2 separate regions of the Homo sapiens genome follow, and region 1 is linked to region 2. The links are chromatin loops, found by intact Hi-C in ENCODE. Cell type or tissue: PC-9. All regions are shown on one strand. Links, peaks and the distances in the headings refer to the core of each region. The heading gives the core; the rest is flanking DNA. Region 1 has its middle 47 kb from the start of CLPB. Region 2 holds the start of PDE2A-AS2 (PDE2A antisense RNA 2).

Region 1 (15,949 bases), core at 4,271-12,270, 100 kb before region 2:
ACTGATGTAAATAAAATCAAGTCCTGCCAGCCTGGGTCTCCACTTTTCCTTAAAGTGACTTTTTTAATGTTCCTGCTCTGATTCATTATGTGCTGCCTTTTTGTTTTGTTTTGTTTTGTTTTTGTTGTTGTTGTAGTTTTTGAGACACAGTCTCGCTCTGTCGCCAAGGCTGGAGTCAGTGACGCAATCTCGGCTCTCTGCAACCTCCGCCTCCCAGGTTTAAGTGATTCTCCTGCCTCAGCCTTCCGAGTAGCTGCGACTACAGGTGCCCGCCACCATGCCCAGCTAATTTTTGTATTTTTAGTAGAGATGGGGTTTCACCATATTGGCTAGGCTGGTCTCAAACTCCTGACCTTGTGATCTGCCTGCCTTGGTCTCCCAAAGTGCTGGGATTACAGGCGTGAGCCACTGCGCCCGGCCCCCATTATGTGCCGTTTTAAAGCATTAACTGCTCTAGGGAGCTCTTATTTCCAGGTTTAGGGGGAAAAGAGAGTTCCTTAATGTAACCATGAAAGGTTTGATAATCAGAGAGAAATGGGAGGATATTCTACACACAGTGATCAGTGTGAGCCCAAAGTGTCCCGTCCATCAAGAGTTTAGATGTATTTTTAAAAATTTACTCTGTGTTATTTTGAAAGTTCCAAGTTTGATTTCTTTCTTTTCATAGTTAGTGGTCAGAATGAGTAGAGATAGCATTAGAGCTGGAAAAGCTGGAAAGCATATGTGAAAATGAATTTTAAGTGCATTGGACCAAAGAGGATGAAATGTAAGTTTGATAGTCATGAAATTATCAGCAGGAGTGTACTTACATGGATTCAGGCTGTAGTAATTAATTGAGTGCTCACAAGTGGCTTTAACAACTTGCTTGACTAGTTTACTGAAGCCTGGATTCAGTGGTGGTCTAGAGTCAATGAGGCTAAGGTGTCAAAGATCCAAAATCTCAGGAAGATGGGAATCTTGGAATGGACCTAAATGTGCAATTTTCCCAGCCACCCTCATCCATGACCCTGGAAGGTTCAGAGGATGCTCCATTTACTGTGGTGCTGAGATATGTGGACCTGATGGGCACCCCAAAAAGCATTGCCAAATGTGATAGTGGGAGATGCTACCTGAGAACTGGTAATAGGTTGCAGGGACAGAAAGGCTATTAGAATGCTTTGACCTTCGAAGATCAGTAGTAGCAACTAATTGATGGTAGGGTTCTTAGAAATGAACAGATAGACAGTCTACCAAGATGTGGCTTTATCTATATTATTGAAAAATAGAAACCTGATTCAAGTCACCACAGTGGGAATTTACTGCCTCATACCCAATTATTAAACCTAAGACAGTTCGCAGGCCTATTGCTCATTGATTGAGAGAAAGGCTCAGTCCCTTTAAGGAAAGATCTTGCAATGTGGCAGTAAGTATATATTACAAACAAACTTTCCTCCAAGCCTCCCCTGGAAAGGCCTGCAGCCACTTACTAAAATGACTGTGCATTGGGAGAGAAAATACCCAAACCCTTTGGAAGCTATTATACACTGGTTCTGAGTGTGTACTAATCATTGGTGGTACAAAATGCCAACCTGGTCTTCTGGTCGGAACAAGGGCTTATGGAGGTCATGTGATACATGGATTCTTGGCCTCAGTCCATCACTGGACAGTGGGTCCAATGAATCTAGTTATTTCCCTTGTTCCTGCATATATAGTTAAAATAGACATACTTAGTCATTGACTGAACCCCTTCCATTGGCTGCATGATTCACCATTGTTTAGTGTCTCTCCTTCACCCACTCCTATGGCCTCTGTGGCTTCATGACATGGATGACCTGGAGAAGAGATACGTAGATGGGCCTCTTGGAATGGGCATAGAGTATGAAGGCAATCATGTCCCACAAAAATACCCAACAGAGGTCATCCACTGCAGATGAGTCACTCAGTGATCAGGTGGACAAGATGACTGGATGTGCAGATGTCAGTTGGCCTCCTTCCCCAGCCCCTCCAGTTGTTGCTCAATGGACCAGGTACAAAGTGTCAAGATGGAAGAGATGGAAGCTGCACACAAGCTTAACAACATCTATATCCTCTCACCAAAGCTTATTTGGCTACCACCACTAGTGAGTGCCCAGCTGCCAACTGCAGAAGCCAAGGATGAGTCCCCAGTATGGCACCATTCCCCAGAGAAACTAGCCAGGAATCTCTGGTGGTAACTGATTTAATAGGAACCCTTCCTTCATTGAGGACAGAAAGTGCTCTCATGGGAATAGATATGTTTCCAGAGTTTTTTTCCTTGTTCCTAATGCTTCTACCAGAACCATGTCATTTTTTTTTTTTTTTTTTGAGACAGGGTTTTGCTCTATCACCCAGGCTAGAGTGAAATGTTGTAATCATAGCTCACTGTAGCTTCCAATATGAGCCCTCCTGGCCTCAAGATATTCTCCCACCTTAGCCTCCAGAGTAGCGGGGACTACAGGCACATGCCACAATGCCTGGCTAACTTTTTAAATTTTTTATAGAGACAGGATCTTGCTGTGTTGCCCAGGCTGGTTCAAACTCCTTTCTTTTCATGGTTAGTGGTCAGAATGAGTAGAGACTAGCATTGAAGCTGGAAAAGCTGGAAAGCACGTGTGGATTGCCTCAAGCAATCCTCCTGCCTAGGCCTCTCACAGCCGTGGGATTACAGGCAGGAGCCACTGTACCCAGCCAAGAATGTCATCTTTACCAACATGGTATCCCATACATCTGACCAAGAGGCTAATTTTATAGTGGAAGAGGTGTGGCAACAGGCTCATACCATGAGATTTATGTTAACCTTAGGATATATGTTATCACCCAGAAACAGCTGGCTTGAGAGAATCACCTATGAAGGTCATGGTTACTGAGAGAATGACCTGCTGAAGGTCAGTTATGGTGCCAGCAGAAATACAGCACCCTAACAAATGGAAGAGCAGTACATTCTTTACATCAGCAACCAATATATGACATTATTTTCTCTACAGCAGGGACACACAAGCATAGAAAGGAGGAGGGTGGAGTAAGAGAGGCCCCTCTCATGAATGCATCTAATAATCCAGTTAAAGAATATTTGCTTCTTGTCCCCACTGTCTTATTCCTTGCAGGTTTAGAAGCCTTAGTTGCTAAGGGAGAAAATGCTTCCAATAGGGAACATAGTTGCAGACTCGTTAAGTTGGAAGCTAAGACTGCTCAGTTGCCATTTTGTTTTCCTCATGCCGCTGAGCCAATAGGCAGAGATGTGGGTTACTCTATCGGCTGGGATAACTAATTCTAATTATTAAGGGGAAAGTGAATTACTGGATGTTTTAGAACAACATAATTCCTAGAAACATTAAGGAGAAACTCTAATTTTTAGTCATCTTCAGTATATCAATTATTTTATTTTAAACTTTTTTTTGTGTGTGTGGAGACTGCGTCTTGCCATCTTGCCCAGGCTGGTCTCAAACTCCTGGCCTCAAGCTATCCTCCTGCTTCAGCCTCCCAAAGTGCTAAAATTACAGGCATGGACCACCATACCTGGCCCAGTTATTTTATTTTAAGTATGACTTGACAATCTAGGGACATGTGGTTTAACATGAAATGTGAGAAGTTGGAATTCTTTTCTAACCTTTGGTCTGGGGAAGGACCTTGAAAGGTTAGTCTAGCCTAGGGATAAAAGCAGAAAACTCAACCTTTTTATGGGTTACATGGGAAAGGTATCAGGGGAGTGGACAGGCTCAGTTTATGATCACTCTCTGAAATGACGAAGACTTCTCAAATAAAAGAAGTTCAAAAATGGAGTCACAGCTGGGCTTGGTGGCTCACGCCTCTAATTCCAATAACTGAAGAGGCTGAAGGAGGGCGGGTTGCTTGAGGCCCGGAGATTGAGGCCAGTTTGGGCAACATAGCAAAACCCCACCTCGCTTAAATCTCTCTTAAAAAAAAATTCCAGCCACTTAGCCAGGCTTGATGGTGCGTGCCTGTAGTTCCAGCTACTCAGAAGTCTGAGGTGGGAGGATTGCTTGAGCCCAGGAGTTCAAGGCTACCGTGAACCATGATCGGACCACTGCACTCCAGTCTGGGTGACAGAGCAAGACCCCGACTCTAAAAATAACAAAATAAAAATTTAAAAATGGAGTCAGATCAAGGAGAACTCAAAGACAGCAAAGAGGCTTACTACAGATACTCACTCTTATCCTGCTGGCCCTGTCGACCATTCTCAGGTTCTGCCGTGCTCCAGATTCTGGCAGAATTAGGTCAGACGGCGGTGGAATATAGGACTGCAGACTTAAAGATGATAATAACATTCCATCGTTTAATAAAAATAGCTCCATGCTGGAAGAAATGGAAAACACGCACCATTGAGAAATTTTCTGTTGGAACTTACCTAAGATGGAAGGTGTCCAGGATGCAGACGTAAATGCAAGTCTGGAGTTCTGGACCCTACACTGGTGGTTGATGGTCGTTAGCACAGAAATAAGGCAACAACAATGAAGTTAGTGCTCAGGCCTCACTTTCACGGTCTTATGTGAAGTCTTTGTTCAACTACTAGATGACATCAATTTTAGACATGACAGATCACCTTTTGACTCCAATTTGGTGGCTAATAGTACAGGTAATATTTACTACCTCTGGACCCTCATCCTACTGACAGCTACTCCTTCATATTTTATAAAACAAGAAGACCCTGGAGTGGAGCTATGATGAGGGTCTGTTAGAGATGGTGGATTATAAATAAGAATCACAATTTTTCAGCCAGGCACGGTGGCTCACACCTGTAATCCCAGCACTTTGAGAGGCTGAAGTGGGTGGATCCTTTGAGCTCCGGATTTAAGACCAGCCTGGGCAACATGGCAAAACCCGTTGCTACCAAAAATACAAAAATTAGCTGGGCGTGGTGGCACGCCTGTGGTCTCAGCTACATGGGACACTGAGGCAGGAGGATTGATTGAGCCCGGGAGGTTGAGGCTGCAGTGAGCTGAGATCACACCACTGCACTCCAGCCTGGGCAACAGAGCAAGACCCTGTCTCAAATTAAAAAAACAAAAAAGAGAGAGAGAAACTGAAAGCAAACAAAAAATTTAAAACTGAATGTGAAAGGGCAGAGGGGAAACAAACAAACCAAACCAAAATAAACAATTCAACGATTTCCACAGAACAGCTCTAGTGGCCTGTACTGGGTATACAGTGCCAGGGTTATTAGCAGGACTGTAAGAGAATTCCTCCAAATTTTACAAAACTTTCAGTTTAAAGCTTTCTCTTATTATTTGACAAGAGCTCTTCAACTTCTCACTACAGGGCAGTGTTACATCATTTATAGAGGCTGTTGCACCAAGTTTCATTACCATGGGAGAGGCAATGCAATTTTGGCCAATTTTCCTTGTATTTTTTTCCCTCAACAAATAGCTACTCATACACACCATATTTTAATAGAAAGCCTCAGTCCTTGTCATCAGAACCTTCTTAGAAGTTTCTATTAGAGATATGCTTTTGGCCCACGTGAAGATGAAGTGCTGATTCCAAGCTCTAAGGTGTTTCAGAATGTCACCCTTAAAAACAATAATAATGTTAACTTTGAAAAAATAAAGCCAGTAATTTCTACTGCTTCTCAGTTCAAGTGAGTCTGGGTCTGCTGATGTCCTGGAATAGGGAGCAGGGCACCGGCACAGAGCCATGAGGCAATTTAGCAGTCCAGTAAAGCTCCCAACCTCTGCTATGCAGAAAGGCCAGAAGGATCTGTTGGGCACCAGGCAGAACGAGTTATGAAAACTACTGCCACGTTGGGGGACACATCAGAGGGCCAGGAGAATGGGCAGACCTGGTTCCGGGCAGAAGGCTGTGGCTGCTGCAGAAATTGGGGCAAGAGATGAGGGTGCCTGAACTCAGCAGGTGGCCATGGTGATGGAGGCAGGCTTGGGAACTGGTGCTCTCTATGAGGTGCTCTAGGAGGTAGAGAGTGGAAGCTGGGCAGACTGAGAGGGGTGGTCAGAAAACAGATTGATGGGCCTTGAGATTTCAAAGGTGGAGTAATTTCAAGTTCTGATTAGATTGTAGAATACGTCCATGGAAGTTTGTTCTAAAATTTCTCTGGAAAATATAGGAGCATTCCATACACAGAAAAACAAAAACTTAAGGTGTGATTCCAGGGGAACTTTGAGCTTTCGAAAGGAACTTTTGTAGGCTTGCAAAATTCCTATCGGGCCTTACTGGAAACAGGATGGTCAGGTAAATAGGCCAGCAGAGGAAAGATGCCACCTCACATCTGGAGCAAATGATTCCCACCAGATCCTGGTAGCTTCACCAAGAGTAAGTACACCAGTCAACCTGTGAGTAGAACACATATTTTGCAAAGCCATGTTGGGTGGAGAATGTCACAAAAAATAGCGTTTCCAGAGCCAGAGATACTTTCAGGGGTGGAGAAAGACAAGCACAGAGGGTTCCCCTAATGGCCAGAGGACCGCCAGGCCCAGATAGGAAAGGTCTTTCTCACATAAGGAGCAGCACCCGGGGTGCCAAGGTCATTCAGAGCTGAGGACTTGCAGCCCTAAGCACAAAGGCCTACAGGTGGAGGAACTGAGTTGTTCATCAGGCTTGACAGCTGCAGCAGTTTGAGACTTTCTTGGGTTGGAATTTCCAGTGGAGAGGAAAGGAACTAAAAGATAATATCCTTGGAATCTTTGGAGTGTCACAGGAATTCCCGGTGGTGAGAGTGGATTTCATATGAGAATGTAGAGGAGTGGGCCCGAAAGTCCCTCTGTCTGGTTTGTTTTTGATTTTTTTATTATTATTATTATAGAGACAGGGTTTCACTATGTTGCCTAGGCTGGTCTTGAACTCCTGACCTCAAGTAATTCCCCTTCCTTGGCTTCCCAAAGTGCTGTGATTACAGGTGTGAGCCACCAGGCCAGGCCTGGTTTATTGTCAGAAGGGTGGAGCTGGAAAGGTCTCATATGTCCATGTTCTGAGACATTTCTTCCCTTCACAGACACAAGAGAAGGCCTTGTGCTCCTGGTTCTCCTGCCTGATCTCCTGGTCTTGTTGCTTCCCACTAAGTGGAGCCCTTAACCTGCTTTCTGACTGCACATTTTCTATAGCGTAGAGCAGATATTAAAGGAAGGGTAAGGATCTGACTGCTTCCCAAGTTTGTTATAGCAAATACTAGGAAGCACGAGAAGTGGAATCTTTTCCTTGGTTCACAGTTACTGCTTTTTTTCTGCAAGGAAATCCAAAGGATCTCCTAATTGAATTCTAAGATTGTGTGACCTATTTCGAGATTTTTTTTTTTTTTTTTTTTTTTTGAGATGGAGTCTCGCTCTGTCGCCCAGGCTAGAGTGCAGTGGCACGATCTGGCTCACTGCAAGCTCCGCCTCCCGGGTGCAGGCCATTCTCCTGCATCAGCCTCCCAAGTAGCTGAGACTACAGGCACCCGCCACCATGCCTGCCTAATTTTTTTGTATTTTTTAGTAGAGACGGGGTTTCACCGTGTTAGCCAGGATGGTCTCGATCTCCTAACCTCATGATCCACCCACCTCGGCCTCCCAAAGTGCTGGGATTACAGGTGTAAGCCACTGCATCCTGCCCCCCTCCTTTTTTTTTTTTTTTGTGACAGAGTCTTATTCTGTCACCCAGGCTGGATAGCAGTGGCACAAACATGGTTCACAGCATCTTTGACCTCCTGGGCTCAGGTGATCCTCTCGCCTCAGCCTTTTGAGTAGGTGGACTACAGGTGTGTGCCAACATGCCTGGCTAATTAAAAAAATTTTTTTTTTGGAGATAGGGTCTCTATGCTGCCCAGGCTGGTCTCGACCTCCTGGGCTCAAGGAGTCTTCCTGCCTTGGCCTCCCAAAGTGCTGGGGTTACAGGTGTGAGCCACTGCGCCAGGCCTACTTTGAGAATTTCTAGTTAACATGACTTGTATTCTGTGTTTAAGTCCTTCAGTGTGATTAATAACCACGTACACTGTCAGCAATAGTTTAAATATATGTATTGTGATCATAAATGTTGTAAGTTGAAGAAATAAATGATCTGTAATAATGTTTCCCCTTCCTTGACTTGAGAGAATTCCATAGGCTGTGCTAGCTCCTGGCTAGGATTGTCCTCAGACCTACCTGATCCTTGAACTGGACACAGTAGTGATAGCTCATGTGACAGGTTTTTCACAGCTTTTCTTGATGCAGTGAATGCCCAGGTTAGACTGTCTAGACCAGGTTATTTTGACCTTGGCACTTTGGCATTTTGGATTAGATAATTCTTTTTTTTTTTTCCTTTTTGTGGAGAACAGGGTCTCACTATATTGTTCAGGCAGGTCTTGAACTCCTGGGCTCAAGCTATCCTCCCGCCTCTGCCTCCCTAAGAGCTGGGATTATAGGCGTGAGCCACTGTGCCCAGTGGGACTGGATTATTCTTTATCGAGGGGCTGTCATGTGCATTGTAGGATATTTGGCAGCATCCTTGGTCTATCCCCACTAGACTGCAATAGCATTCCTCCTTCCAAGTTGTGACAACCAAAAATGTCTCCAGACATTGCCAGATGTCCCCTTTTTGGCAAAATCACCCCTACTTAAGAACCACTATTTTAGACAAATCCATCTTCCTTCCCCACTGGATATATAATTGATCACAAAGTCTGTTGAATCCACATTCTTGAATTATCTTTCAAATCCATTTCCTCTTCTCTGTCGCCAGTGTTCCCAGTTTTCCAAGGGAATGCACAAGGCTCTTCTTAAGGTTTGGACGGAGTCCAGGTTTGGAAGAGTAACCCTGGAGCAAGGTATTAGCCAAGGCTGGGATTACAGTAGCCCATGCTGGCCACTGGGTGGTGTCAGTACAGCACCAAACCTGGAACCAAGAGGCGCGCTCAGAGCCAGGACCCTGCATTGCCCTAGAAGCAGCCGGACATGACACCACCCAGGCTAAGTCAGTAACATTTGGCACCATCTATCTACAGAGTGCCTACTGTGCACTGGGCACTCCAGAAGGTGCTTTACCCATAATAATAAGAAGCATAGTTAACCGTTATTGAACATTTCCTCCATGCTAGACCCTGGGTTCTGTGCTTTGCGTGGATTATATTCTTGAATTCTCACAACAATCCTAAGAAATAGGCAAGGCATATTTTGCCGGGCGCTGTGGCTCATGCCCGTAATCCCAGCACTTTGGGAGGGTGAGGCGGGCGGATCACGAGGTCAGGAGATCGAGACCATCCTGGCTAACATAGTGAAACCCCATCTCTACTAAAAATACAAAAAAATTAGCCGGGCGTGGTGGCAGGTGCCTGTAGTCCCAGCTACTCGGGAGGCTGAGGCAGGAGAATGGCGTGAACCCGGGAGGCAGAGCTTGCAGTGAGCCAAGATTGCGCCACTGCACCCCCAGCCTGGGTGACAGAACGAGACTCCCTTTCAAAAAAAAAAAAAAGAAACAGGCAAGTTCATTTATTTATTATCTCATTTCACAGATAAGAAAACAGAGGTACAGAGAAGTTAAGAAACTGGAAAAAAATCATATTTAATTCTTTCAAAAACGTTCAATAAATTCATTTAACTATTGGACATCTACTGTGTGCCATGTACTCTTGTAGATATGAGGGGTTTTTTTTTGTTTGTTTGTTTTTTTGAGACTGAGTCTCACTCTGTCACCAGGCTGGAGTGCAGTGGCGTGGTCTCGGTTCACTGCAACCTCCGCCTCCCTGGTTCTAGCGATTCTCCTGCCTCAGCCTCCCGAGTAGCTGGGACTACAGGCGCAGCCACCACGCCCGGCTAATTTTTTGTATTTTTAGTAGAGATGGGGTTTCGCCATGTGAGCCAGGATGGTCTCGATCTTTTGACCTCGTGATCCACCTGCCTTAGCCTCCCAAAGTGGTGGGATTACAGGAGTGAGCCATCACGCCCGGCCACGAAGTGATATTTTTAACCCCATATTATATGAGAGGAAGTAGATCTCAGAACATGAGTGTTATAGTCCAGGTTTGCACAGCTTGCTGAGTCAGTATTTTAACTCAGGGCTATGTGTCTGATTCCAGCACCTCCCTCTGCACCCGTATTAGAACACATTGAGAAGGCTCCCCAAGCCATGCCTCCTGTTGGCCTATCTCTCGCTGATCTGCTCCACAGTGGAACCCTCACATGCATCTACATGTTTCAGACAAGGCTCTGGGCACCCAAAGATTAACAAGACAGACCCAGAGCTTGCTTTCATAGAGCCCACAGTTAGGGGGTGCTCAGGGAAGACAGCTGTTCAAACAACTCATTCCAGAAGTTGTTATGTACAATTGTGCTGACTGCTAGAAAGGAAAAGCACGGGACAGGAAGTTGTGAAATAGTTTCAGGGAAGCCATACTTGTGTAGGAAGTCAGGTCGAACTTCATGGGAAAGGGGAATTTAGGCTGAGAGTTCAAAATTGAATAGCAGTTGATTGAGCAGTGAGTCATGGAGGAACTGTCTATACTAGAAATGAAAAGGCTTTGAGGCTGGGAAAGAACTTGGCCCTAATGGTCAGAAGGGTGAAGGGCAGTGAGCAAGGGATAAATAATAAAAATCATAATTCATAGAGGTAAGTGCAACTAATGTTTCCACGTGTCTTATTCTAACCAATTCTGGTTAAGAATATGGGTTCTGGAGCCAGACAGGCTGGGTTTGAATCCTAGCTCCACCATATTGGTTGTATGGCACTGGGCAAGTTCCACCTTCTCTGTGTCTCTATTTCATCATCTGTAAAATGGGAGCAAAATTGTCCCTATCTTTTCAGGCTGCTGTGAGAATTAAATGAGTTAATATACGTAAAGCACTTAGTAAAGCACCTGGCACATGGTAAGTGCTATTTTTTATTACTACTCTTATACAGTTTGATACATAGAAATTTACATTCGATACATACAAATTTATATTCTACTCTCGTTGTTTTACAAGAAAGCATCTCCCCATGTGGTTAAAAACTTCTTTGTAAATGCACACTGTGTATGATTACATATGTTTGTAAGAGCATGGAGGAAAGCTAAATGCCTCTCAGAGTGGTAACGTGGTTACTTCAAAGAGAAGAGGGTGGGAGGACTTCATCCACTTTTTCTTTATGCAACTCTTTATTGCTCCTCTGGGAACAAAAAAAAAGAGAAAAAACCACCTAAAGAATAGAACAGAGAGCCCAGAAACAGACCCACACATATATTTATGTGTGGGATTCATGACAAAGGTTCCATTCCAATTTATCAGTTATTTAAATAAATGGGTTGATGGGATAACTAAGCTGAAAAATTGAACCTTGACTCCTTCCTCGCAACTACCAGAAATTAATTTAGAATGGATCGTAGACTTAAATGTGGAAGCTAAAATAAAGCAATCAAGCCTCTAGGAGAATATGGGTGGAAAAGAGTTCCTAGACAGAACATAAGATTGATAAATTGGATTTTACCAAAATTAAGAACTTCTGTTCACCAAAAGACACCATTAAGAGAGCAAAAAGGGGCCAGGTATGGTGGCTCACGCCTGTAATCCTAGCACTTTGGGAGGCTAAGGTGGGTAGATCACCTAAGGTCAAGAGTTCGAGACCACCCTGGCCAACATGGAGATACCCCATCTCTATTAAAAACACAAAAATTAGCCAGGCATGTGGTGCATGCCTGTAATCCCAGCTACTCGGGAGGCTGAGGTGGGAGAATTGCTTGAATCCAGGAGGTGGATGTTGCAGTGAGCTGAGATCATACCACTGCACTCCAGCCTGGGAAACAGTGAGTCTGTTTCAAAAAAAAAAAAAAAAAGCGAAAAGGCAACTCATAGACTGGGAGCAAATATTTGCAGTACATATATCTGACAAAGGAATCATACTAGATATTTAAATAATATGTATGAAATATCATATGTAATATTCACGACATCAGTAGGAATATATATAAATATAGCATACATGTGAAAAATTAAACAGCAATGAGAATAGTGAACTACTAACATGATACATGAAAAATATGGATGAATCTCAAAGACAATGTTAAATGAAAGAAGCCAGACATACAAAAAGTGTATATTATGTGATTCCATTTATATGACATTTTAAAATAGGATAAACTAATATATGGTGGTAGAGATCAGAATAGCAGTTACTGTTGGAGTGGGTACTGATTAGTAGGAGGCACAAGGATGTCTTTTGGGGTGCCAGAAATGTTCTGTATTTTTTTGGTGGAGGGTGATGGAGTTTTGCCCTTTTTGCCCAGGCTGGAGTGCAATGGTGCAATCTCGGCTCACTGCAACCTCTGCCTCCCGGGTTCAAGCAATTCTCCTGCCTCAGTCTCCTGAGTAGCCGGGACTACAGGCACACACCAACATGCCCAGCTAATTTTTGTATTTTTAGTAGAAATGGGTTTTCACCATGTTGGCCAGGCTGGTCTCAAACTCCTGGCCTCCCAAAGTGCTGGGATTACAGGCGTGAGTCACCAGGCTTTGCCAACGTTCTGCATCTTGATCTGGGTGATAGTTCCACAGGTGCACACATAAGTAAAACGTTATTAACCTTAGGATTTCTACACTTTGCTGATGTAAGTTGTATTTCAATAAAAAGCCTTTTTGTTTTGAGGCGGAGTCTCGCTCTGTCGCCTAGCCTGGAGTGCAGTGGTGCGATCTTGGCTCACTGCGAGATCTGCCTCCCGGGTTCACGCCATTCTCCTGCCTCAGCTTCCCAAGTAGCTCGGACTACAGGCGCCTGCCACCACGCCCAGCTAATTTTTTTTGTATTTTTAGTACAGACGGGGTTTTACTGTGTTAGCCAGGATGGTCTCGATCTCCTGACCTTGTGATCTGCCCACCTCGGCCTCCCAAAGTGGTGAGATTACAAGCGTGAGCCATTGCGCCCAGCCTAAAAAGTCTTTTTAAAGTCTTAGAAATAAAATTCAAAGGTGAATAATTTAGTGTAAATCATAATTAACCACACAAAGAAATAAGGTATCATGGGCAAGGACTAGTAGAAATGAAAACAGAGAGATTCAGAAGACAAAAAATCCAGTAATGGAATTATCAGAGTTTATATAATAACATGCTCCATAAGTATAAATAAACGACAGAAATGCTTGAGAAGCATGTGTAGGAAATGAGAAACTATAAAGAATTGCAAAGCAGACTTGAAAAAGAGAAAAATAGACTTTCTAGACATAAAGTCATAAAATAATTATAATTGAAAACTCAGTATATAGAACTCCCTTTTCCCTGAAGATGAAATAGGTGTACTTTTCCCTATTCTTCCTGCCAAGTACAGCTAAAGTCCCTGTACATTATATGTAAAATAAACATTAGACTTTGGAAGATGTGCAGAAGAAGGGAGACCAGATAGGGACTTTGGGACTGAAGGAGTGACACAGTAATGAGTTCTCTACATTTTCTTCCTGCCTCATATATCCCAGACTTGGAAGTGAAGAAGCGAGCAGTTTGCAAATGCCAACATGCACAGACAAGGAAAGGCCCAACAAAGGCTTGCTCTTTCCAGCCAGAAGACCAGGAAAGGAGAACGCAGAAAGACAGAAAACTTCTAAACAGTAACTGCTATACTCTAGCCAAACACCAAAGAAAAACTGTGATTCCTCCACCACCCATGTCTGCAAAGGCCAAGTGGGGAGTGTAGATTTACACTACTCGACACTAATGAAGCACCCCAACCCCTGCGGGGTAATGTCAGAGAAGACTGAGTAGGGAGCTGGGACTCTCATCCCTGCTAGATAGTAACAAGTTTCCCTCCCCACTGCAGTGTCAGTGAGGACCACGTTGGGAGTCATACCTGGCAGTCATGAGGAGCTCTTCTCCTTATGTGTCAATGGAGGCTGGGTGGAGAACTTGCACTTCTAGCCCTGACTGGTAATAATCAGGTGGTGCCACCCTGTTATCCCCTGCTGGAGTGGTTATTTAAAAAACAGCTAAAACAGATAATTTAAATACAATTCAGATTCTTATAACATAATATCTAAAATGTACAGGTTTAATAGAAAGCCACTTGCTGTACTATGTTAGTCTGCTCAGGCAGCCGTAACAAAATACTATAGACTGGATGGTATTTATTTATTTCTCAGAGTTCTGGAGGCTGAAAAGTCTCCAGATCAAGGTGCCAGCCCAATCAGTTCCTAGTGAGGGCTGTCTTCCTGGCTTTCAGACGACAGCCTTCTCACTCGGTCCTCATGTGGCCTTTCCTCTCTGCTCACAAGAGGAAACAGACAGCAAGTTCTCTGCTGTCTCTTGTTATAAGGGCACTAATCTCATCAGACAAAGGGCCCATCCTCATGACTACATCTAACCCTAATTATCTCCCAAAGGCCCCATTTTAAAATACCAGCACATTGGGGGTTAGGGGTTCAACATGTTAATTTGTAGGACTCAAACATTTAGTCCATGACACAAACCAAAAACCAGAAAGATCCTAAACTTAATCAAAATGGACAATGCATAGATGCCATCAGCAAGATGACAGAAATGTCAGAATTATCTGATAAAGATTTTAAAGCAGTATTGTAAAAATCACTTAATGAGAAATTATGAACACACTTGAAACAAATGAAAAAATGGACTGTCTAAGCAGACAGATAAAAGGGGAAGGAACAAATGGAAATTTTAAAATGGAAAAGTACAATGACTGAAATAAAAACACTCAGTGGATAGACTCAACAACAGAATAGAGGAGACAGAAAAAAAACCAGTGAACTGGAAAATAGAACATCAAAAATTGCCCAATTGTAACAACAGTGAGAAAATAGACTGAAAAAAACATTAACATGGCCTTAGAGACCTGTGAGACCCTAGCAAAAGATGGAACATTGCTGTCATACAGCCCCAGGAGAGGAGAAAGAGAGTGAGGCTAAAATGGTATTGAAGACATAATGGCTGAAAATTCCCCGAATTTGGCAAGAGACATAAACCTACAGAGTTAAAAAGCTGAGAAAAACCCACACAGGATAAATCTAAAGAAATCCACATCATGGCACATTAAAGCCAAATTTCTGAAAACTGAAGACAAAGAAAAAATCTTGCAAGGTACAGTGGCTCATGCCTGTAATCTCAGCACTTAGGGAGGCCAAGGTGGGAGGACGGCTTGAGACCAAGAGTTTGAGACCAGCCTGGGCAGCATAGCGAGACCCTGTCTCAATTTAAAAAAGAATATATATATAAAATATATATGTGTGTGTGTGTGTGTGTATGAATAAAAAAAGTAAAAACAATCTTGAAAGCAGCAAGAGAGAAATAACATCTTGTATATAGGGCAAAAATAATTCAAATGACTGCCAATTTCTCATCAGAAACAATGGAGGCCAGAAGAAAATGGCACAACCTTTTTCAAGTGCTGAAAGAAAAGAACTGTTGACCTAGAATCTTATATCCAGTGAAAATATCATTCAGGAATGAAGTAGAAATCAAGACATTTATGAACAAAGGAAAATAAAGGAAGCAAAGGAGAATTTGTTTCCCGTAGACCACTAAAAGAACAGTTAAAAGAAGTTCTCTAAACGTAAAGGAAACAATAAAAGAGGAAATCGTATAACATCAAAATGGAAGAATAAATGTGGTATGGGAAAATTTGGGCAAATAAATACAAACACTTATTCTCCTTTTGAATTTTCTAAAGTGTGTTAGATAGTTGCAGCGAAAATTGTAACACTGCCTGATACGGTCCTAAATGCAGAGAAAGGAAATTTTTAAGACAATTGTATCATAAATGGGGGATTAAATGAATTTAAAGGGAGGTAAGATTTCCAGTTTCATTCAAACTAGTGAATGATAACCTAGTAGACCGTGATAATGTACATATGTATAATATCTACAGCAATAACTTAAAAAGCCATACAAAGACATACAGTAAAAATACTACAGACAAATAAAAACAGAGCTCTAAAAAATGTTCAAGTAACACACAGGAAAGCAGGAAAAACAAAACAGAGAGAAAAAATAGAAAACAAGAAACAAAATAGCAGAATGAAGCCTTAACATACCAAGAAATGCATTAAATGTAAATGATT
Region 2 (8,000 bases), core at 1-8,000:
TTTTTAGAGATCTAAGAACTAAGAACTCTTGAAACCAAGCCCACACAAAATGTTAGAAAAACAGGGTTGGGAGGGATGCAAACCCTGAGGTCACATGCCCTGGGCATGGTTGGTCCAAGAGCAGCCCTTGGGATCATCCAGTCCAGCCTCTAGCCCCTGGGCAGGCCCTATGGCTTCCTGATGGCAGACTACAAGCCCCTCCATCTCTGAGGGACCCTCCACAGCCTTCCTTGATGACTCTGTCTTCCCAGGAAGTTCTTGATGCGCATTTAACTTAAGCCTCTGGCTACATACCTTCGGCCTGGCCAGTCAAGTGGAGGAGAGCAACTCACCATGGACGTGTCATCCTCGGGCAGGGAACGAGGGGTATAGGTGAAACTTGCAAAATTGGAGTCAATGGCAGCCACAGGCTGGATCCCATCATGGAGAAGTTTGGTATACTCATCATCGGAGACCTAGAGGAGACCAGCCAGAGCATTAGAAGACAGCCTTCACCCCATCTGGTGTCTTCACCCTCAAATTCCCATGGCAGGTGGGGGATCCGTCACCCAGAATGTACCACAGTTGGGCCACCACGCTGTGGACTGTAACTGGGCAGGAAATCACCACCCTCCCCTCACAGCCCTGCAGCCCACCCCGCGCGCCTCCCTGCAGGTGACCACCCTTTATCTGTAACAGCATAACCTTGGCAAAGATCGACAACACCCCTTCATGACACCCCCTAACCATGGCAGCATTTCATACACAGTAACTGTAGCAGTCCTCCTTTTGTGGAGACCTTTCTACTCTCTAACCTTAACTCTTCCTACTACAGTTTTGATCCAACTCACAAGGTCTGGGCCTCTCTGGTTTGGACACAGGTGAGAGGAAATGTCCAAATGAACAGCGACTACCATATACATGGAACTAAGCCAGCTTTTGTGACCCAGGGTAGGGAATGGGATAGATTATCAGCAATTAAGACTGCCCAGGGCTGCATGGGCATTGTACCTAGGGAAGCCATGGGGACGGGTCCTGGGTGAGCTTCCTAGCCCTCAGTAATTCCCAAGATGGGAATTATTCCCTGAACATGGGGAATACCTGGCTGAACCAATTACTCCCTGGGCTGGTTCCTCTGGCTACTTCCAGCCTTGGGACTGAGCTCAGAAGCAGCTTGGAGGAGAGGTCTCTAAGCAGGGGTGGGAGCTGCCCCTAAGGAGGGCAGGAGGCCTGCTGTGGCTCTGGGCCTATCCTCTCATCCTCAGTAGAGATTGATCAGGAAGCCCTGCCTGGCCCTGGGTCCCCGGGGAATCTGGGAGGAGGACCAGAGGTCTCTGCAAGCCTCACCTTCATGTGGTACATCATCATCTCATTGGCCAGGTGGCTGCGATACTGAGCCTCATTCACTTTTTTGTATAGGAGAGACTAGGGGAAAGAGGGAAAGATGGGGCTCAAGGAAGGTGGCTGTGAAAATTTAGCAATGCCCAGGACTGGGATGAAGGGGTCAAAAAGACACCCCACTTCCTGTCCCATTCTGGCCCCAGTCAAAACCTTCAAGCTCCAGTCCACAGTAAAGACCCCACCCCCACTTTCATCCAGACCCCGCGCCGGTTCCTCCTCATCAAGTTCTCCCAGCATTTGGTCTGGCCCTTTGCACTCCCCCACACCTGATCCAGGCTTCAGTGATGGAGCCCAAGGCCCATGGCAGGGAAGGAGAAGCAAGGAGGGGATCATGTCAGGGACCTTGGGGCTGGATTCCCAGGCCAGAGCGCCAGTAGGCCTGGACACCGAGACCCAGCACTTCCAAAAAAGCACTCGGCTTGGGTTGAGACTGCTTCCAGGGAAGAGAGGAGGTTTTGACAACGGGAGTTTCTCATGGTCCCAGGAGGCTGAGTGGACAGGGCAGGAAATCGTATGCCCAATTTTTAGATGGGAAACTGAGCCCAGAGGTGGCCAGCGTGTCCTGAAGGCTGCACCCCAGCGGCGGGACTCTGAGTGCCAGACCAAGGGATCAATCCACAAGGAGAGTCAGTCGGAGGAGGAGAACCGAGGGTCCTTCGTGGGCCCCGCCCCCTATCACCCCACACCCCACTCCCAACCCCGCCCTCACATGGGCGATGCTGATGCCGCAGTAGATGGAGAAGGCCGTCGCCAGGTCCTCGTCGAACTTGCTGAACCATGGCCCATTGATCTTGTTCACCAGCTCGGCCACACCGATGACCTCTGGGGAAGGGAGAGGGGCAAGGAACCACCGGTGGAGGGAGGGATCGGTTGGAGGGAGGGATCCGGCCGGGACCTGCCCTCGCAGTTTCCGCAGGTTACGTACGTCCCAGGCATGGAACCCGACTCCCTTATGCTCCGGGACGCTGGAGGCGGTGGGGAAGTGTTGCCACCCCCGCTCGCTCGGACCCGCCCCGCCCGGCGCAGGCCCCGCCCCTCCGCCCGGGCCGCCACGCGCACCCTGGTTCTCGTTCTTGATGGGGAAGCAGAGGATGTTGCGCGTGCGGAAGCCGGTGCTGTCGTCCACGCCGCGGTAGAAAAGCGGATGGGCATATGCGTCAGGGATGTTCAGGATCTGGCCCGTGGTCGCCACGTGTCCCGCGATGCCCTGATCGGCCGGGATGCGGATCTCATAGCTCTGCCGGAGCAGAGATGGAGTCGAGAGGAAGAAGTTAGTGACCCGGCCACAGAGGGGACTGTTAAACCTCGGGCCGCTCCCCAGCGCCGCCGGCGGACTCCCGGACACCCCTAGGGCCACATACTCCCTCCACACCCTCTCACCTCATCATCCACCACGCCCCCGTCGAACACCTTGGCCACCAGCTCATTCTGATCCAGCAGGAACACAGAGCAGCTGTGGAGGGAGGGGTTTGGTCCTCTGGGGCCTGACAACCCCCTCTGATCGCCCTCACGTCCCATAAGGAGGCAAAGGCCGGATTTCCGAGGCCTGGGAGGAGTGCTCCAAGGTAAGACACTCTGCTCAGGGCTGGCTGGCTCCAGAAACGTGTCCATTCAAGTGTTTTGTTTTTTTTTTTTTTTGGAAGCACCTACTATGTGCCAGGCACTGTGATAGGAGCTGAGGATCCAAAGCCAGCCCTGTCCCTGCTGTATTGGAGCCTACAGTCTAGCGAGGGAGACAGGCATGAAATAAAGGATCCCTCAAAAGGTGATGAAGTCCCGCAGAAGGCAGAGAAAGGGAAGTGGGTGGGGCAGGAAAGGAGATGATGGGGACTGAAGGCCACAGCCTCTCTCGCCCTGTCCCCTGGGTAGAGTCACTCACATCTCTGCGTTGCTGAGGTTTCTGGCCTCCGTGATGATCTCCTGGAGCAGGACAGAGACGTCATCTGGGGAAGGGAGAAGACCAGGCAGGGTGAGACCAGGCTGCCAAGACCTCCCGCCTCTCCTCTGCAAATGCCAGCCCCCATGCCCACACACAGCCAGGCAGAGAGAACAGTGCACTCACCCAGGTGGGTGAAGAGGTTCTTTGCCACTTGGAGAAGAGCCTGGAATGAAGGAAATGGAGATCATAGGGGGGTCGGGGTGTAGGGGTCACCCTATCCAACCTCCTGCCTCCAACAGCACCCGGGTCTTCTCCTTCCTTCCCTAGGGCTCACTGGACAAGCCAGAAACTGTCAGTGTCTAATTATATCATTTGGCTACTAAGTGAAGGAGTGAGGGAATAGCCCCGGTGCAGGTGAGGAGTCTCCTGAGTGTCTCAGCCGCCTTCACGCCAGCTCTAGCTGCCTAGGTGTTGCTGTAGTGCCCAAATTGAACACTAGAGGGCGATCACATACAGTGCCTGCGGGCAGTGGCGCGGGTCCTGAACAACTGCAAGCCTTCAAGTTATGAGGTTATGGAGCCACCTGGGGAAGGGCTGCCACCAGTCCAGAAAGACATGGGCATTTCCCTTCTGAATGGCTCTCGGGGCTGAAAACTGAGCGAGTCGGTGCCCGAGAGAGGCTGAAGGCAGGTCACTCACCTGGCACTCACACTTGAGTTTCTGTTCCTTCTGGAAGGCCAGGGTGCTGGTGAGCACGGTGCTGGTGTAGTGGAAGCAGTGCTGGATCACATGCTCGTCCTCGTCGGTGAACCTGGAGGAGGGGGTGGGCTCACTCAGGAGGGAAGGGAAGACTGGCTTCTCTCCCCACTCTCCTTACTTCTGTTCCATCAGAAGCCCACAGGGGTACCCACCTGCCAACTATATAACCACTGCACAGGCCCTTGGAACAGCTTCCCACCCCCATGACCCTGCAGACTGGGGGCTGCCCAAGGGGAGGGCTCCAGTCCTCCTTAGATGCTTGAAACCAGAGCCATACCTCCCGTCTCTGATTTGGGATTTACCCAGCCCAAAGCTGGGTCTCCTCCCTCAGACTAGAGATTGCCTGGGCTCAAGCTGGTGTTCTGCTCTTCCCCAGGCACACCTCCAGCCTTGGGGAGGGGCGGTGGCACTGCCCTATCTTGTGCAGCTCCTGTCACTACCCCACTCTCCCTGGACTCCGCTGGCCCTGATTCGGTGCCTCCAGAAATCTTAGGGTGGTGGTGTGGAGAGGACTGCTTGCCCTGCTCATGGAGCTAGCTCTGGTGAGACAAGATAAGCCCCAAATCCTGCTCACGTCATTCAATCTGGCCACCAAATGATTTGTCACTGGGGAGCTGCATGGGGCTGGGTGGACCAATGGTGTGGGTCATGGGAAGAGCCTGCCTTAGCCCACATCACGCTGCCCTGAGGTGTCCCTGCCTAAGCCCTTCCCCACTTTTTGGCTGGCCTTGGTGCTCCACCCTGGTGGGGCATCCCCCATTCATGCTTGCCATCCAGTGATTCGGATCTAGATCCCATCCCCACCATCCTGGGTCTGTCTGCACACCTTTCTTACATTTGTGGTCCCTCAGCTAGCCCCACCCACCTGTCACCCCTCAACCCAGAACATCTCTCAGCTTCAGCCACACAAAGATCCTCATCATTCTGAGAAAACCTTGGGCTCTTTCACACCTTCATGCTTTTTTTTCTACACTGTTCCCTCGGCCTAGAATACCCTTCTCACTCTCTTCCCTCTATGCCCTGAAAATGAGCTTCGAGTCTTATGAAATGGGGCCATGACTATATCACCCATGCCCAGTGCAGAGCCTGGTACAGAGGAAACACTTCGGAGGTCTTTGCTAATGTCGTCAGTGTATCCTATCCCTGGCCTTGCCACCAGCCCCATCCCACTCACAGCTGAAGGGCTTCTGGAGCCCCTGTTCTCTGGCTACTTAGCTGTGTTTCAGGAAGCTTCTCTGTAGTCACTGCACTGAGCTGAGCCCCACCCTGGCTCATGCAGTCATTCAACACTCACTCCCTGAAATGCGTGGGACACAGAGATAGCCCTGCCCCTGCCCTGGGCCTCAAAGCTGCCACCAAGGCCCCATCCTTATTTCCTGCTGATACCACCTCTTCTCCAGCTCTGGGGCCATCCTAGAACCCAATCTCACAGCCAGCAGCAAGAAGTCATGGCCCCTGCTGGACCCCCATTCACTCTACCTTCCCTTCCCCAAAGGCCTTCCCAAGGCCATCTGGTCAGCACTGGGATGGCAACATTAAGTGCTCAATATTTGTTTGCTGAATGGCATAAATTCTCCCACCATTAGGATGCCCACAAGTTCCAAATGCCACCAATCCCACATTCTCCCTGCCTCAGCTGATTCTGCCTTGCCCCTATCTTTGTTTCTCCAGGCCCACCCAACTGTCAACACAGTTCCATGCTGGTAGGTTCTGCAGCTCAGACCTAGGACTCCTGGATCTCCACCCTACCCCAGCAGACCTCAGGCCCGGGCTCTGACACCTACCTAGTCCCAGGCTCTCTAGTGTCCACCTCCTGCAGGAGCTCCAGGCCCTGAAACCCAGCCTGTTTGCTTGGACTCCAGAGACCAGCATCCTATCAGCATCTCTTTGCATCAGGACTCAGCCCCTCATCTGTCTACTTCTCCCCACCTATGTGACACAGCACAAACTGCTCATCCTGCCAGCCCAAGTGTGAACCTGCACCCAGGACAGAAATGGCTCATCAGACGCAGCACTGTTTCTCCCTGAACTAAGATCCATTTGCAATAAAATTCAGGCACCTACTGCCTGTTTATGAGTTGGTGTAGGATATGAAATTTATTTATGACACCATTTCTAGACCCCAGGTTTGTCCTCAGTTCTCGAGATATCCTTTCCAACTAAGCCTCCAAGCCTGCTTTCCTGTCCACTGTGCCCTGCCCACAAAAAAAGAGATTTTTGTGTATCATTTTTATAGCTGCCCTGTCAGGGGCTCAAAAGATCCACAGCTTTTCCCAGTCCCCAAGCATATTCCCTTTAGCCACTGTCCACTGTGTTGATGATGCTTTGTGGGTCCCAGAGGGTTCATCCAACCCAGAGCACACCCACCCCTCCATCTAGCAGTTTATAGCAGTAATGCAAAAACAGGGATGGCAAGGGAGGGAACCCAATACCCCAAGAGCAGATTACCCAAACTTCAGGAAGCAGGAGAAGAGAAGAGGAACTAGCTTGGACCTCAACATGACTTTCATTCTCTTGCACTAACACACTGTTCAACCCACTGCTGCTGAGACAGTAGCCCCTGCCCAGTACCCATCCCACATTGTTACCCTCGTGGAGCCCTAGCCAGCCTCTCAGTGACATCTCCTGATCTGCATCATCCCACAAAGACTCACAAGTCTCCTTCTAGCTTGTTGAAGGCGCAGGCCAAGGCCACCACCTGGTCAGTGGCCCGGCTGATGACAGGGACACAGAGCATGGCCTGCAGCTCACAGCCCAACATGCTCTGCAGCTGTTGTACATCCTCCTGCAAAGGCGAGGCAAGTCAGGGCAGGGAAGCAGGGCGCAGTATGCTTCCCTCCTCCAGCCCTCCATCACATTTTGCAACAGGCAGTTCTAAGGGACTCATGCAAGGCTGGAAGCTCTGTGTCATGGAGATGGGACAGTAGAAAGTCCCCAGGTCTTATCTGCCCCATTCCTAGGCTGCTCTGTAACAGAGACCCTGGCTCTAGGGGCTGGCAGTGGGGTCTCCTCTTTCCCCTCTGGGTCAGCCAGGCCATGACTTACGGAGGTGAGGTCCTTCAGCTGGATGGACTTCTTGTCTTCCACCACCTGGCCCAGGCATCCTGTCAACTAGGGGGTGAGGAGAGACTGAGTCAGGGCCCAGTACTCCCCAGGTCAGGGGATCTCAACCTGTCCCCACCCTCAAATCTGGAAGTTTCAAAGAACCCTTCAGTCAGTCCAAATGGTGGACAGGGTCAGCATTGATGAGCAGAGATGGAGGGGAGTCTGGCAGAATTCGCTATAAAGGACTCTAGAGTCTTCCCTAACTACGAGAGAGATAAGCAGACTCCAAGGATTCTCGTCAACAGATTCTAGCAGATCCATATCCAGAAATACTCCAACAGAAGTGAACAGGTCCCAGGTAAGCCTTTCTGTAGATGCTAAGAGATTCTTCCTAATAGAGCCTGCTGATCACAGGTTGTGATCCCTGCAGCATTTCTAAGTAGTCCCAAGATCCAGATAATTCCATCGGATTCCAAGAGTCTAGAAGATCCAAATACTCCAGGCAGATCCCAGGAGTGTCTACCCGGCCTCAACCGCCCCTGCAGACTCCAACGAGAAGACAGACGCGGGACTCACGGGAAAGCTGACCTCTTCCCCGAGCACTTTGTCTCCGATGACCTGAGGAACGGAGTGCAGGGGGCTGGTTAAAGGAAAGGCAATGGATTTCCCCCTCGGAGACCCGAGTTCCTCGCCCAGCCCCGCCCCCGCTCTACAGTGGACCTGGGCCCTCACCTTGCAAGAAAGCTGGAGATTGTCCTCCGACACCAGCAGGAGGCAGCAGCGGGATGCCCGGGTCTCCTGCTGCAGCTGAGAGAGGGACAGGCAGGGCGAGGGGGTGACCGCGGATCCGGGTCACCCCACTCCCCACCTGCTCCCCTCTCCGGGGCTCTTCAGGCGGGTGGAGGAGAGAGGAAGGAAGGACATCGTAATTGGAACT

Evidence for each region. Hi-C counts contacts between places; a loop is a spot of excess contacts. Peaks named below come from ENCODE experiments on the same cell type or tissue, not always from the same donor. Only the 100,000 strongest peaks of a DNase experiment are listed, where the experiment ranks them.
Region 1: it touches region 2 in a loop (4-fold over the local background); 92 of 110 quality-filtered maps call a loop at or near these places.

Annotation. Positions count from the first base shown.
Region 1 is chr11:72,473,648-72,489,596 of GRCh38, forward strand. It overlaps the pseudogene ART2BP. Among named protein-coding and RNA genes, the nearest start is that of CLPB, 47 kb to the left of the region's middle. In PC-9, for the core only: a CTCF peak has its summit at 8,802 (motif pointing right); DNase peaks (open chromatin) are centred at 8,774 and 10,365.
Region 2 is chr11:72,582,112-72,590,111 of GRCh38, forward strand. It overlaps PDE2A (phosphodiesterase 2A), which reads right to left. Exons shown (of 31, transcript NM_002599.5): 10 at 7,796-7,870; 11 at 7,640-7,681; 12 at 7,064-7,129; 13 at 6,673-6,803; 14 at 3,959-4,070; 15 at 3,443-3,482; 16 at 3,260-3,323; 17 at 2,761-2,833; 18 at 2,440-2,617; 19 at 2,090-2,202; 20 at 1,327-1,404; 21 at 333-455. PDE2A-AS2 (PDE2A antisense RNA 2) reads left to right here and starts at 2,495. Exons shown (of 2, transcript XR_001748291.2): 1 at 2,495-2,945; 2 at 5,690-6,095. RefSeq lists enhancers at 2,178-2,701, 2,702-3,223 and silencers at 2,326-2,435, 3,666-3,765. In PC-9, for the core only: CTCF peaks have their summits at 3,759 (motif pointing right), 3,958 and 7,862 (motif pointing right); no DNase peak of the experiment used is centred there.